Linked DNA regions of Homo sapiens: region 1 is linked to region 2. A link is a contact called in ENCODE Hi-C or POLR2A ChIA-PET data. All regions are on one chromosome and are shown on one strand. The core of a region is the stretch at or near the end of the contact, and the rest is flanking DNA. Distances in the headings are between cores, read along the strand shown.

Region 1 (4,628 bases), core at 18-2,517, 210 kb before region 2:
TTGTCTGAAAGGAATGTGTACTAGGGCATTTACATGAAAAGCAGGCTAACTCTTGGCCCCCATCAGAGAGCACTGATGCTGGAGACTCCGAATGTGTGAGTTCAGGACCCAACCAGCCACTAACTCAGGTTCTGGGGACGTCCCTTTCCTCATCAGAGTCTGTTTCATCTATTAAGTAGGTCTAACAACAGCCTCTCTACCAATCCCCTAGAACCGCTGAAATAATCAGATTCCAGCATATGTGAAAGCATTTGTAAACTGCAAAGCATTATAAGAATGAAGCTAATATTGTTAACAGATTGCCTTCTACTACATTTACCTTCCTTCTCCTTTTGTTAAGATAACCTTTTATTTAATACCTCAATCATAAACATTCCTCAGTTATCAGAATAACATCTCTCAGCAACCCAGAATTAATGTTTATTTGGAAACTTTATATGGGGCTTGAGACTCTAAAAGATGAAATGAAAAAGTCAGAATTTAATTATCTTTTTAACTATAAAAGCAAAATATTCAGACTTACTTGACAAAGATATCTTTAACAGATATTGTTTTTTAAGCTATAGTTTAGACCATTTCATTGCTTCTGCTTGAACTCTATAGTTACTAGGCAAAATCCTGATCTTTTTTTTTTTTTTTTTTGAGATGCAGTCTTGCTCTGTTGCACAGGCTGCAGTGCAGTGGCGTGATCTCGGCTCACTGCAAGCTCCCCCTCCTGGATTCACACCATTCTCCTGCCTCAGCCTCCCGAGTAGCTGGGACTACAGGAGCCCGCCACCATGCCCAGCTAATTTTTTTGTATTTTTAGTAGAGACGGGGTTTCACCGTGTTAGCCAGGATGGTCTCAATCTCCTGACCTCGTGATCCACCCACCTTGGCCTCCCAAAGTGCTGGGATTACAGGCGTGAACCACCACACCCAGCCAATCCTGATCTTAATTTGGTTATTCAAATAGGTTTGCCCTACTGGATTTTTTTTTTTTTTTAACAGCAATCTGAGTCATCTGTTTTACATGAATGTTTCACTTCTCATAGGAATGAATAAATTAAGGGCAGGAACTTGGTTCTATCCCCCACCATCTTCTCCAAGAGTTTACCTCCTGCAAGGACAACAATGTATGGCATGTAGGAAGGTGTTAAACTATTTGTTGCCTAAAGTAATAAATTCATGATTCAATAGGCTGTGAGTTGGGCTAGTGCCAATCAATTTACCAGAGCCCGATCACCCTAAGCGAAATAATAAAACAGCTATTCTGAACCTTCACAGGCAAGGTCACATGCTGAGGCAGAAGACTGAGATGCAAATACTGTGAGAATCAACTTAATTTCACTACCTCCTAACAGCTAGTAGAATATCTGATGTCTCTCACATAAAAAGACATGAAAAGAAAGTTTATACACAATATAGTTATCAATAAAATAATGTCAAATTGCAACCACATACATCTAGCACTATGCTAGATGCTATTGCCATATTTTTTAAGCCAACAAATGTGTCAATATAAAACATGTAAACATTTAAAACAAAACTTCCCCTCGGGGGTTTGGGGGAACTACCTACAGATATAATCTCTGCCCTTTGTACTTGAAAAAGACTTTTCTAATATTCTAAACAGTTTGATTCTAATCTGTACTCAATAAATATGTGAGAGTTTCAAAATAAGATAATTCAATAAATAGGCTCTAATCTCATTTCTGATAAACTATTATAAAAATTAAATAGTACCGTAATACAGCTCTTTCACCAAAACAGTTTTAATGAATGTCAAAAATACTCCCTTTGTCTCTGAAATGCTGGACAATGGTGACATGTAGTAAGACTCAAATGTGAAAAATAAACAACAGAAGAAGCACACCCTCATACTTCTAATCATTTCCTATAATTTCAAAATAATAATAAATTTAGAAATTAGACAATGTCACACCAAATTGAAAACGTATGACTTAGTTTTACTTTCAACTATACAAGGCTGGGACATACCACGTCTATTACTAATGTTTTTCCTTCTGTTTTATAATGAATCAAATACCATGCTTTCAGTGAGTGGAGTTTCTTGCCCAGACTCCCAGCAATTTTCAAAGACTTCCTGGAAATGCTCGCCAGTGGTTATTGTCAAAGAAAGATTCTATTAGTTTCTGAGACAGTCAAGGTGCCCTTGCCCTGTTGTAATCACTGACAGCATTCAACCTGCAGGGTCAGCCCCACGCAGTCCCTGAGTCAATCCTAAGTCAATCCTGGCAGCCCCTGGCATTATACAGGGAGCCCCATCCCTCTGGAAACTGTTATCTGCCCATAAACTGTTATCTGTCTTTAAGGAACCCCTACACAAAGGAATCCCTGTGCTCACAGGTGTGCAGTCTCTCCCACTGTAGACGTCAAACAGAAGAGTTCCTGCCCCAATATCTGGTTCTCACTCTGTGCTCCTAGTTGAACTAGAACTCTGCTCATATCTGTTTGCTTAGCCAAAGCTCTGACATTCTGCTTAGCTCTTCCCTCAAGTAATGGTCTCTATCTCTCTTTTCAAGGGGATGACCTAGTGTCCTCCATAGACCCCCTCCTCTTCCCACAGAATCCTGAAGATACTGTCATGCATTTGACTCCATGGATCACTTCACTAAGAAAACTATTAATCTGCTTAGACCTGTGCTCAGATCCCACGTACTGATGAGGAGTGGGATGGCTATTAAGATTGCCTAGTCAGCAGAGACAGGTGGTTTGGACTGCTGCCACTCCTTGGTCTGGAAGCCTGATCAGACAGGCTAGATCTTGAGCCCTACTTGTTGCTGGTTTACTTCTCTGCCTCTACCTTAGGAGAAGCCCTGCCCTCAAATCTTGAAGAGTATCCACATTTTAAAGTCAAGAAACCTTTTAGCAGGCATAGTCAAGGTTAAGTGCTGTCACGTATAGCTGTAAATAGATTCTGTGAATTTCTTACTGCCTATAGAAAACAAGAATAAGAGTTACTCATCGATTTTCAATCAATATCGTAGCTGAGGATACAAATTCAAAGGCAATTTTACTTTTTGAGTTTTGAATTCATCTGGTCACAATTTACATGTCAACAATGTTGAATTCTAATTAAGAACCAAAGCCTAAGAATCAAAGACTCAGACTATAATAGTCTACTCACCTTAAGGAGAGGGCAAAATTATAATACATTACTCCACTAAAATACAACTTAAAATACAGCATATTAATCTTCAACTTAATACTCATCTCAAAACTTCTGAGGAGCACTACACAAAGATGCTTTTGTAAAACAACCTCGCAGCACTTTGACGTGACCGTATGTTCATTAAAAGGAAGTATTACTACTTACATACATAAGGTACATAATGAATTCAGTATGTGTCTAGAGTTGGCTAATGCCATTAAAGCACATGCCAGAAGCACAGACTATAAATCAAAATGCGATTTGTCAAAGAGCTTAATATGATACAGGTTAAAAATAAATAAATAAGCCACTAATATCCTGATAGGGGATTGGTGAGGAGAGCTAAGCCTAAACTGAGACCAGGTTGCAATTGACATGCCTTTGTTCTATCTATAGCTTTGGCTATTCCTCTCTCTCTTCCACCTGGATAAGTACAAAATTAGCATGCACCAGGCATTCTTCACTCCCCAGAGGGTTTATATCTCTAACACCGCTTTAAAGACTGATATTCTTTCCAAAATGCTGACATAAACCAGTTGGGCAATCACAGATTTTTTAAAGCCCACATTACCGAAGCTTTAAAAGATCTAGATTATTCTTAAAACAGAATTTGGGAACACTTGACATTCATTTATTAATTCACTTCCAAATCAAAGATGTAACAAAAGACAAGAAAGGGCGGCTACACAAATAAAGAGGTAAGCCACAAAGACAACTAACAAAACAAAACAAAAAAAAACAACAACAAGAAAATCTGGGTAGTAGATGCTGGAGTTGTCCAAGAAATTAAAGCAAGCAGATGGATAATGGCCCATGTAATATGCCTTCTCTTTCCCAGGTCTTTCTTTCTCTCTCTCTCTCTCTCTCTCTCCCCACCCCCCTCTCTTTCCTAGGTCTCTCTCTCTCCCCGCCCCCCCCCAGGTCTTTTTCTCTTTCTCGCTCTCTCTCTCTTTCTTTCTTTCTCTCTCTTCTCTCTCTCTCTCTTTCCCAGGTCTTTTTCTCTTTCTTTCTCTCTCTTTCTCTCTCTCTCTCTCACCTGGGATTCCTTCCCATCAGCATAAAATCTCATCTAATGCCCTCCTATTAATCATTCAGTTTTCTGCACCCTGAGTACCTGTATCAAATGCTGTTTGCATTCACTGGATGCCCATTGCCTAGAGAATTCAAACTAAACTCCTCATCCTGGCATACCTTGTCCTCCATGATTCAGGCCCTACACCACCCTACACTCAAGCTCTACACAACTGCTTCCTGTAATTCCATGGGTCTGCATGCTTTGGCCACAGTGTTCCCTGTCATCTTCCTCCCCCACTGACTTTACCTGGCCATACTACCCTTTCTTAAAATTTAGCAAAGCATTACTTACTTAAGGAAGCTTTCCTAGATTCTCTCACACACATACCCATATTAGGTATATGCTTGTCACAGAACTTCTCACAGGCAACCATAAATCAATGGTTTCCTTGTCTGTATC
Region 2 (5,090 bases), core at 1,392-3,891:
TCATTTTAATTTATATTTAATTTTATATTTAATTATATTCCCAGTTAATAATAATTGTTATAATAAGCTGCTGTGAAAACGACCCTTCATTCTTGGTTGCATTAAGACTTGGACAAAGGCTGTTATCAGGAAGCCGCACTCGACAGGTTGTTATTAAAGAATAAGGCATCATATTACAATGTTTGGCTTCCTTGGAGCTCACTTTAAGAACTCCAGGACACTTTTCAGCTCTCTGGGGAGGCATTTTCAAATTGTCCCAGGCTCAACCCAACCTAAACTGAATGTGTTTTTAATGGCAATGAGGGAGGGGGAAGCGTGCAGAGTGAATGTATCTACTTAGACGGGAGTATGTGTATGGAGGCTGGTGGTTACAACCTTCAAGTTCTCCCGGCCCCCGTTTTCCTAGGACTATATTAAAAAATAATAACTGCCACCCCGGCGTGCCTGTGCTTGAGTTTCCGACTGCCTGAAAATAGCGGCCGGGAGCCTGGCCCACCGCGGGGATCAAGGAAAGCTTCCCGTGGCCGCGCCCTGCTCCCTCGCGGAAGGGGAAGGGAACCCGGGAGGGCGCCTCTGAGCTGGAGTTGCTGCTATTTTGGGCCCAGCCTGGCCGGTGCGTCAATGCCTGCGCCCCTGCGTCACCGCCACCCCCACCCCCTTCCTTCTCCCCAGCTCTCCAAACTCTCACTTTTTCCCTTTCGTTCGCATGGAATCGCTTCTGCCCACGGGGCGCTGACGCTACCGAGCTCATGCTAATATGCTATTCTTCGCCCTCCCCTCCTCATCCCCCTACTCACACACCCTCACCCGCCACCACAACCCGCCCCCCCCACCCACTTCCTGGTTTTATTTTTTTTCTCGCGCCCGCTAGGGCATCGCCGAGCAGCGGCGGCGGCGGCAGCAGCAGCGGCAGCCGCAACATCTGGGGGAAACTTAAGGTGGTCACGTAGGTTTCCCCGAGGCTGCGGCGCAAAAGAGCCCGCGGCTTCCTGGGGCAGCCGCAGGGCATCTGATGGCAACGCCTCCCCAGCCGCCGGCGAGCTGGGGGCAGCAGGGAGTAGGCAAAGGCGGGGCTGCAGATTAGGGTTGAGCAGCCCGGGATCCCGAATAGTTCCACGGAGCCATCGGCCGGTACTGAGAACACGAGTAGGGGGGCAAGTTGCAAAAGGGTCCCGGCTGCCTGGAAACGAGCCACACCGAGAAAGGAGGGGCGGCTGGGACGCTCTGCGCGAGTAGAAAAGCGGGGGCGGCTCCGAACTCTCCCTCCCAAGGCCCAGCCGCTGGAAGCCCCGCGGGAGAAGCCCTAGGAAGCCCTCCCAGCTCCGGCCGGGAGACGGGGAGGGGGCTTGCCCTCCGGAGCTGCGGCGTTTCCTTTGCTAGAAAGCTCCCTGCGCTCTCGGCGTGGCTAGGGGAAATGACTTGCAAAGCAGAAGCGGCGGCGACTTGGACGGCCGCGGGGGTGGGACACGCTCCCAGAGCCAGCTCGGGCCCCTCTCCTGGCTGGGCTGTAGGCTCACACCTTACGCTTTGCGGAGACGCTGCCCCCAATCCCCACCCGCTTCGCTTTTCTTGTCCAGTCTTTCTGGGCTCTAAGATTGAGGCTGTGATAGACCTTGTGTTTCAAACGAAGATCGATTTATTCCCTTAAAACTCGTGGAAGGGGTACGAGTTGGTGGGCACAGAGGAGTATCGAAAGTATTAGAGTTTGCAGAAGGTGGGAATCAGAGTACCTTTCTGCAGAAGGCGCACCTGTTGCCTGCTGCTCGGCTGCATTGTCTGCGAAAGGAAAAGGGGCGACGCTTCACTCTGACTTTTGGGGTTTCTAAAGAGCTGGGTCACGGTCACTGTCTACCCTCTCCCCTTCCTCTCCCCCCCCCCCGCAAGCACCACGTCCTCCATCGAACGTGGGCACTGCATGGAAATAAGGAAACATAGAAAAATAAGCCCTACCCCCACTCCCATTCCCTTTCAGATGGGAGTGTGGGGGGTGGGGGTGGGGTAGAGAGAGTGAGAGAGAGAGATAATTAGAATGAATATATGCCAGAAGAGGAGGAGGCCTGGGACAGGAAAAGGGAGTAAAAGGGGATGAACCGGGTAGGGAAATCCCACCCGAACTGCGTGAGCCCTCTGAGCGTCTCGTGTCATGGGACATCTGTACGCTCTTCCGCTAAGGGGGTGACGAAGGTGGGTGGGAGAGGTTAGGGCGCTGCAAGGCACATCCCATTCCGTGCGGCTCCAGGTGCGTACTACCTGGCCACGCCGGCCTTGCCTTCCGCCGGTGCTTTTGTTGCACCCTCCCCACATGTGAGCGGCCGAGCCGCTGCGCGGGCGCAGGGGCTTCGGGGAAAGTGAAGTGTCGCGACGCTGCGGGCTGCGCAGACCTGGGAGAGGTCACACCTCTTTCGGAAAAAAAAAAAGAAAAGAAAAAAAACACCAAAAACCACCCAAGCTGGCTACCAAGGTGAACGCAGAGCGGTTCCCACCTTAAAATCGGCCCTGCTCGTGACGTCAGGTCGGAAATATACCAAAGCGAGCGCGGGCCAGGAGTCCAGGGAGCGCGGCAGCGCGGCGATTGGGCGGCGGGCCGCTGACGCGCGCTGACGCGCGGAGACTTTAGGTGCATGTTGGCAGCGGCAGCGCAAGCCACATAAACAAAGGCACATTGGCGGCCAGGGCCAGTCCGCCCGGCGGCTCGCGCACGGCTCCGCGGTCCCTTTTGCCTGTCCAGCCGGCCGCCTGTCCCTGCTCCCTCCCTCCGTGAGGTGTCCGGGTTCCCTTCGCCCAGCTCTCCCACCCCTACCCGACCCCGGCGCCCGGGCTCCCAGAGGGAACTGCACTTCGGCAGAGTTGAATGAATGAAGACAGACGCGGAGAACTCCTAAGTGAGTAGATGCAGCCCATGCAGTTCGCCTTCTTTTATGCTTTTTCCTTCTTTTGCACGTCTCTTCTTTCCACTTGTGTGGGACAGGTTCTCTGGAAGTGGGAGCCAGAGGCTTCTAGTGAGAGTGGGACCGAAGGATGGGGAGTGCGTGCGCGCAGTTACCGGGGGGCATTTGTTCGAACTCCGGCTTTGGCACTAGTGGGGAGTTGGCTCTCGACAGAGGTTTCCAGGCTCCTCATTGGTGGACGTGGAAGGGAGACTCCACAGTTTGGGAGCTGAGGACTAGCCCGCGGAAATGTGCGCAAAGTTTGCTGTTAGTGAGGAATTGATTGTGGCCTGTGAACACGGAGACTCCAAGTCCTATGTATACGAGGGAAGCTGCCCACAAACTGACAGGGAGAGGAAGTTCTTCAGTTTATGCGTTGCTTGGGAACTGTGTCTCCGCGGCTGGCCAGCGCGCGATGTTTCCCGGGTATTGTTGAGTAAGGGTGGTGTTGGTAGCGTGTCCTGTTACTAAGTTGCCTGAAATTTCTGGTTTTGACATATGCTGTCCTTGGGTTTGCGAATGTATCAGAGCGAGAATATGAATATGTAAAGAGTACAGTTATGAAACTGTGGAGCTACCAGGGGGTTAATATCCAACACAGGAATATCTCTAAGGGCTGTGGGGTTCGAGTCTCCTTTCTGCTTTTTCTGGGTAATCTTCCCCCCACCCCCACCACCACTATGAAGCAAGATTGTGGGGGAGGGGAAAGAATAAAAAGAGAGGATACTGGCTTTCTTTTTTCATTAGTAATAAGATTGTCTGTGCTCTAGAATGTCTTCCAAGTGGGAACATCTGAAAATTGCTAGGACACAAGAATGCCTTGTTCCAGAAAGGCAGATTGTGGAAGGCATTATGGGGAAGGTGTTCATCTTGCTGTGCTGGGAAACACTTCTAATATTGGTGCCAATACCATATAAGCAGTATGTCCCCCCTCTGCAATTGACCTAAGAAGCTCCTGGAAAAGTAGATCCCCTCTTCCCACCTTGTGACCATTAAGCCTTGTGACCATTAAAGATGCTGAAAGACAAGTTTTCTGGAAAAGTGAACATCAATTTATCTGTAGCTCCAATCCCAGTGCTCTGTCAAAAGCACTTTAGAAGTGCGGATGCTTCCACTCAACTTGCCTTCTCAGTCAAGGCCTTTCTAACATTTTGTAAGGGGGAAGATTGTTTTCTCATTTTATATTCTTGACTTCTACTTTCTTCCCCTCTACCAAAAGAAAAGGCAATTTCACCACAAGAAAAAAAAATGCAAGAGAAGGTTCCAATGCTGTATTTTCATACTCTAGTCTTCATACTCAGGTCCTGAATTAACCTAAGATGGAAATGACCTCTCCACCTACACTGTAGCAAAGGGGCCAGTTCATTACATCATAAATGTTAAATGAGTTCATGGACTAGCTTTCCTCTTGCAGGATCTTCTCTCTGCAAGGATTTACACAGTGCAATGGGTGGTATTTTCTGTTGTTTCAAGTCATTTCTTTTATACATTCATTTTAAGTGCTATGTTTGGTAAAGGCTTCCCACTCATTTCCAATGAGACAAACAGGGAAGGCATGGAAGGGCCTGCCTGGTGAGTCTACATATGCCCAGCTGAATCTCTGTCGGGAAGAAACCCTGAAGCTTCCTGTGTCTGTATTTCAGGGAGGAGATTGGACAGGCTGGACTCCCCATTGCTTTTCTAAAAATCTTGGAAACTTTGTCCTTCATTGAATTACGACACTGTCCACCTTTAATTTCCTCGAAAACGCCTGTAACTCGGCTGAAGGTTAGTGCAACTTCATTTCTTTCCTTTACTCTCCAGAGCTCCCCAAACATCAAGAAACAGGACAAGGCAAACCCTGTAACTTAAGGTTTGCCCGACCCATCGCCTTCGGGAACAACTTTCTCATTGTGAAATTCAACTTCATTTCTAGATGGTCATTTCTAGAAAGAGACTGCTGAATCTGAGCTTCAGAGAAGAGGCTCATCTGAGTGGGATGAGTGGGGGGGTATGAGGGAGATGTTTGGAAATACCCAGGAGTGTAGACCCTCAGTAGCTTTTTAGCTCTGGGTCTTTATTTGGTTAGTCTTTCCACGCCCTAAACTGTTGTTCTGCAGCATTCTCTCTCTCCTGCCTTTCCTCTCGCGCCCCTACATGCTCTCTGACTGCCGCGGGCTGCCG

Evidence for each region. A loop is a pair of places that touch in the nucleus more often than their neighbours do. ChIA-PET counts read pairs that join two places held with the same protein, here RNA polymerase II (POLR2A). Pooled maps may share reads with other maps.
Region 1: a loop to region 2 is called in a map of GM12878, with 4 times the contacts of the local background. The contact joins the enhancer-like site here to the promoter of NR4A2 in region 2. A Hi-C loop is called at or near these places in 3 of 168 maps with a recorded cell type or tissue (GM12878, aorta and chondrocyte), 35 of 37 single-sample maps with no recorded cell type and 11 of 50 pooled maps. POLR2A ChIA-PET finds 5 or more read pairs at or near these places in 12 of 52 experiments (B cell, BJ, GM12878 and 8 more).

The regions. Positions count from the first base shown.
Region 1 is chr2:156,534,835-156,539,462 of GRCh38, reverse strand. The region is part of intron 6 of GPD2 (glycerol-3-phosphate dehydrogenase 2); the gene reads right to left. Among named protein-coding and RNA genes, the nearest start is that of GPD2, 100 kb to the right of the region's middle. RefSeq lists an enhancer at 753-812. Within about 2 kb of position 1,267, at least 2 of the 41 ENCODE cell types and tissues checked have a DNase peak (open chromatin) inside an H3K27ac peak, as active enhancers do; they include B cell and GM12878, where a contact is called at or near this core.
Region 2 is chr2:156,330,272-156,335,361 of GRCh38, reverse strand. NR4A2 (nuclear receptor subfamily 4 group A member 2) reads left to right here and starts at 2,641. Exons shown (of 8, transcript NM_006186.4): 1 at 2,641-2,882; 2 at 4,571-4,694. RefSeq lists enhancers at 380-479, 38-910, 2,380-2,459 and a silencer at 2,690-2,889.